Regions from separate parts of the Homo sapiens genome. Here region 1 is linked to region 2. A link is a loop called in an ENCODE intact Hi-C map of the cell type or tissue named here. Cell type or tissue: prostate gland. All regions are shown on one strand. Each heading gives the region's core, and the rest is flanking DNA. Links, peaks and the distances in the headings are about the cores only. Region 1 overlaps CERK (ceramide kinase). Region 2 overlaps GRAMD4 (GRAM domain containing 4).

Region 1 (2,806 bases), core at 189-2,688, 82 kb before region 2:
GTTCACACCATTCACCTGCCTCAGCCTCCCGAGTAGCTGGGACTACAGGCACCCACCATTGCACCCGGCTAATTTTTTGTATTTTTAGAAGAGATGGGGTTTCACTGTGTTAGCCAGGATGGTCTCAATCTCCTGACCTCGTGATCCTCCCTCTTTGGCCTCCTTAAGTGCTGGGATTACAGGCGTGAGCCACCGCGCCTGGCCAGGTTAACATTTTTTGAACATTTTAAACTTACATAAAAATTGATAGGAAAAAAGGCAGACAATCCATTAGACAAATGGCAATGGATATAAGTAGGCGATTCACGGAAGAAAACATTCGGAAGTGGATGCTGAGCGTCTGAGTAGATACTGACCCAAGGCAATGATGAGATGCTGCTCTCAACCAGCAAGGGATGGGGAAGGGCGAAAGCACAGCTCTGTGCTGGGGAAGTTTCAGGACGCTTCTGGGCTGGCAGACCCGGTGAATGGGAAGTGGGAACTGCTAGGGTGTTTTTGGAAAGTAATCTGGCAGTGTTTTCAAACTGTAAAAAAAAAAAAAAAAAGTGATATCCTTTGACCCAACAATTCCATTTTTGATTATCTATCCCAGAGAAATTAAACCACCAGTATTTAAGAAACTTTCATACTCGAGAAGATACACTTTCTGTGTGTTTAAGAAACTCCTAATGTGTTTTACTTCCCGTCCCCCCCACCCAATTTATTTTTCTTCTCTAACAGTCTAGATTTTTGCATAACAGCGTTTTCTATGAGAAATGCAGCTGAGTCCTGCCTTTTGAGGGTTATCTCAGGAACCTGTAGCTGGTCCAGGATGCATCTCAACTTAATGGCTTCAGCGATTAGCCCAGCGTGGACTTCCAGGCACGAGTTCTCCTCTGTCCTGGAGACAGCCAGCCTGTCACCCGCATACAAGCTCCAGCTACTCGGCCTCTCTCCTAGGCCAGTGGCCCACCCTCACCGCCTGCTGGGTTCTCGATTCGGCTGTCCGGATCCCACACGTCTGCTGGGTTCTCGATTCGGCTGTCCGGATCCCATACCTCTTCTCTCCTTTCTCGCTGACCTTGGTCCCCTTTTTGCCACAGACTGGGTCAGATGACTTCTGCCTCCAGCTGGCCCCGGTCTTCCCCTCCCGACCCCTCCTGCTGCCTTTTGAATTTCTTTAGGGAGCACCCCGGCGGCTGAACCCTGGATGATGGGGATTGGAAGTTTAGAGAGCACCCTGAGGGTCACTAATCCCTTCTCCAGTGCCGTTGGCCCGTCCTGACAGCCAGCCTGTGTGCCCCATTGATGTTTAGACACCCTGCCCTGCTACAAAGTTCTTCCAGGCACTGCTCGCCCATGCGTGCCTGTGGCCTGGCTTGCATTCCTGACCTCCCCCGATCTGGCCCTGCCCCCACCTGCTCCCGGGGCACACGTGCTCACCAGCCCAGCCGTCATTATCTCCCGCATGCCCTGTGCCTCCCCAGGTGCCCTCTGCCCTCCCTGCCTGACATGTTTTCCTCTATCCTCAGCCTCACCAAGGCCCAGCCCTCCTTCCCAGACTCACCTAGCACTGGTTATTTTGCAGTATGTTCCAAGACTGGGCAGCGTTTACACCTTCTGTTTAGCTGGTTTCTCTGGCACTGCTCCAGCAGGGAACGGCGCTGGTACTGCCAGGTGGGGGTGGAAGCCCAGGTTCCCCTCAGCCTTGTTGGCAGCGGAGTCAGGGGCTGCTTGTCATTGCCGGGTGGGTGGGGGGTACAGCTCCCGCCAGGCCTCTGCTAAGGCCACCTTGGCGGGGGGTGGAGGTGCTTCCTTGCCGCTCCCCACATGCACTCCCCTAACAGCACGTGGGTGGAGTGTGGGCACCTTGCAGCTCAGTGGCAGTGAAAGCCCTGTCTCCCCACCAGGCCTCCTCTTACTCCACTCCAGCAAGGAGGAAGGGGCACCTCGCCAGTGCAGGGTGGGGGCCCGGGCTGGGCTGCCCCTTTGTCTCCACCAATGCCTAGTGGGCATGAGGCTTTTTACCAGCTGGCGCTGATGGGGGTTCCAGCTTCCTGCGTGGCCTCCCCTGTACAGCCCTGGCAGAGGTTGTGGGGTGCCTGCTCACAGCCTCTCAAGGGTGGAAGTCTAAGCTGCTAGTTGGCCACTTGGGCTTGGTTGGAGGGCTGGGCCCGTTTTTTTCTGGGGTAGGTTGTTATTGTCTCAAAGTTTTCTGTCTTGCAAAGCTGCCCCTTCCCTGGCTAGACTGAGTTGGCTTTCACTGGGGCTCTGCGTTTGTACCTGTTGGCATTTCCAGGTTTCAGGCTGCTCCAGTTCCAAATCCAAGATAGACGAGGCAAAGGAAACCCCCAGGGGGATGCCGTGTGTCTTTCTCAGATCCCAGGCCCTGAACAGCTGCCTTTTCTCTGCCTGTCAGAGTCTTCTTATATTTGTTTCATGTGTGACGTCCAGGGCTTCACTTAATAGGAGGAGTAGGAAAAGCACAGCTAATCCATCCTCCCAGAAGCAGAAGGTGCTTGTGCATTAAAACAATTTCTTTCTCTCTGCTCTTTAGAATAGATTCTTTCTGCTGACCTATTTTCAACTTCACTATTCCTCTATCTAATTCATTCTGCTGCTAAGCCTATCTGGTGATTTTTAAATTTCAGATACTGTACTTTCCAGTTTTAAATTTTTCCTTTTGGTTCCAATAGTTTCCATTTCTTTCCTGAAAACTTCTTTTTTTTTTGAGATAGACTGTCACTCTGTTACCCAGACTGGAGTGTAATGGTGTGATCTCGACTCACTGCAAACTCCACCTCCTGGGTTCAAGCAGTTCTCGTGC
Region 2 (2,806 bases), core at 194-2,693:
CTGCCCCCACTCCAACCTATCACAAGAGCCACTGGGCAGAAAAATATGTCGAGGAGAGGGGAAGATGGAAGGAAGCCCAGGGGACACTCTGCGTGCCCAGAGGGACCCTCAGACCCACAGGCGTCTTGCAGTCAGGGGTCAAGCTCTAGCGCAAGGTTTAGGGACGCTCACAAGGAAGAGTGACTCTGGTCCTGCAGGCAGCCCCACCCACTTCCAGTCAGCACCAGCCACCACTCTCCAAGGAATGAAGCAGAATCAGCCACAGACTAGGAGCCCCCGGGACAGGACAAGAGCCTGGCGTGGCGACACATGGCACATAGAAATCGCCCCCACAGAGGCTAAAGGAAGCCCTGGGACAGCCAGGCTGGTTGTGCACCCACCTGCTCCAGCCTTCACGCCTCCCCAGCATCTGCGAGGAGAAGGGCAGGGACAACCACCTCACTGGTCACTCCGGGGCAACCCCCAGAACGTTCTCTGATGAGTGAACGGCCACGCTGATTTGAGGGGAGGCAAAGGAGATGCATCGGCTCAGGCCTACACAGGCCCAGACTGTGGGGCTGAGGCCCAGCCGTCCACCCAGCCTCAATGCTCAGCCCTCCACCCAGCCTCAATGCTCAGCCCTCCTCCCAGCCTCGACGCCCAGCCCTCCACCCAGCCTCGACACGCAGCCCTCCACCCAGCCTCGACACGCAGCCCTCCACCCAGCCTCGACACTCAGCGCACAGGGAAGTTACTGGGAGGAAGGAAAGCAGTTCTGCGGCTATTTTTAAACCTGTAAAAGTAGATCTCTCAGGCAGGAGTCCTCTTGGCACACGACTGATTCAACAGGCCCAGCCTCACCCAAAAATAAAAATCAAGTGATAATCTTTAAATAAAACTCCTTCCCACCAGGCCAGGGGCGCGAACTCAGAATCCACCCAAAAAGCTGCTCCTGGCCTGGCGGAGTCCCGCATCCCCGGAGGCCCGCACACCCAGAGGCCCCACCTGGCCACCTCCCCCGGACTCTCACCTGAACTCTCCCAGCCCAATTCAGCCCTCCTGCCATCACCACAGGAACTTTCTAGAAGACAGGCACTCCCTCCATCGAATCACCAGGCTGCAAGTTACACTGCAGAGCCCAGAGTACGGCTTCATCTACAGCCACCAGCACAGAGGCAGCCCTTTTAACCCCTTCCTCCCGTGGCCCTCCCTGCTCAGGGAAAACAGAGAATTCCAAGAAATGCCTCGCTTTTATTGTGAAGTTTTGCCTGCATTTTCTCCCTAACATTTATTTATTGCGGTGTCATTTACCGCTATGTGCAGAGATAATGTTTACTGAACGATCAACTGTCAACACTGTCTTGGCTGATAACCAGGAAGGAGCAAGCTTCCAAGTGCGTCACATCCTAATGTTGAAGGCTGCTGAGCACATAGCTGGCCAACCACCGTTTTAGGTACATTTCAGGACACCAATGCAGGATCTAAGGTGGACAGATAATGTACTGACATTTTTACCACGTCAAATAAGAAGAACTAGGATCCCAGCCAGGGTTTTCACCCAGAGCAGCTGGTTTTCAGAAACCGACGCCTGCCTCTCCCTGTGAGAGGCACGCGGCATCTGACAGCCTGTGGGCTGGACTCTGGGGCTCCGGCCCAGCACGGAGCCAGGAGAGTCGTGTGCTCGACAGCACGTGCCATCCCTCGCCCCCACAACCTCCCTTTCCAACCAAGCGCTTGGCACCCAGCAGCCAAGCCCTCCAGGCCCCCAGTCCCTTCCCACAGCAACAGGCTCTCTGCCAAGCACCTGCTCCCTGCTGAGTGTGGGCTAGGGGCAATCAGGGACACTCCCCAACTCCAGTTCCAGCTGGTGACTCTAGGCCCCAAAGCACTAGGAAGCAAAGGTGGCACAGATAAAACTGCATCTGGGACCAAACACCAGACAGAATGGGAGCAAGGTGGTGCATCTGGAGCTCTGGAAGGTGGCCAGTAAGGCCTTAAAGTATATGCAAAAGAGTATGCCTGGTGGAGGAAACAGCCTATTGGTTCATTTGTCTACCTATCCATCCATCCATCCATCCATCCATCCATCCATCCATCCATCCATCCATGCATCCATCCATCCATCCATCCATCCATCCATCCATGCATCCATCCATCCATCCATCCATCCATCCATCCATGCATCCATCCATCCATGCATCCATCCATCCATCCATCCATCCATCCATCCATCCATCCATGCATCCATCCATCCATCCATCCATCCATCCATCCATGCATCCATCCATCCATCCATGCATCCATCCATCCATCCATGCATCCATCCATCCATCCATCCATCCATGCATCCATCCATCAATCATTTACCCACCCATTACCAAATCTACCCATTCGTTTGCCTTCTCATTGATGCATCCATCTATCCAATCATCCATCCATCTATCCACCCACATGTCCATCCATCCACACATCCACTCACCCACCCATCTAACCATCCCTTCTCCCATTCACCCACCCATCTGTCTATCTACTCACCCATCCATCCATTCATCCATCCATCCACTCACCCATCCATCCATCCATCCACTCATCCATCCATCCATCCATCCATCCACCCATTCACCCATCCATCTACCCATCCCTCTGCCATTCACCCACCCATCTATCCATCCACTCACCCATTCATCCATCCATCCATCCATCCATCCATCCATCCATCCATCCACTCACTTGTCTGTTCATCAACCCATCCATCCACCCAACATTTACCCATCCATTTACCTAATCTACCTATTCGTTTGCCTACTCACTGATCCATCCATCCATC

What was found. A loop is a pair of places that touch in the nucleus more often than their neighbours do. Peaks named below come from ENCODE experiments on the same cell type or tissue, not always from the same donor. Only the 100,000 strongest peaks of a DNase experiment are listed, where the experiment ranks them.
Region 1: it touches region 2 in a loop (9-fold over the local background); 1 of 110 quality-filtered maps calls a loop at or near these places.

Annotation. Positions count from the first base shown.
Region 1 is chr22:46,730,325-46,733,130 of GRCh38, reverse strand. The region is part of intron 1 of CERK (ceramide kinase); the gene reads left to right. Among named protein-coding and RNA genes, the nearest start is that of CERK, 6.5 kb to the left of the region's middle. In prostate gland, for the core only: no CTCF peak of the experiment used is centred there; a DNase peak (open chromatin) is centred at 1,600; H3K27ac peaks cover 698 bases.
Region 2 is chr22:46,648,217-46,651,022 of GRCh38, reverse strand. The region is part of intron 3 of GRAMD4 (GRAM domain containing 4); the gene reads right to left. Among named protein-coding and RNA genes, the nearest start is that of GRAMD4, 29 kb to the right of the region's middle. In prostate gland, for the core only: no CTCF peak of the experiment used is centred there; a DNase peak (open chromatin) is centred at 1,422; H3K27ac peaks cover 1,687 bases.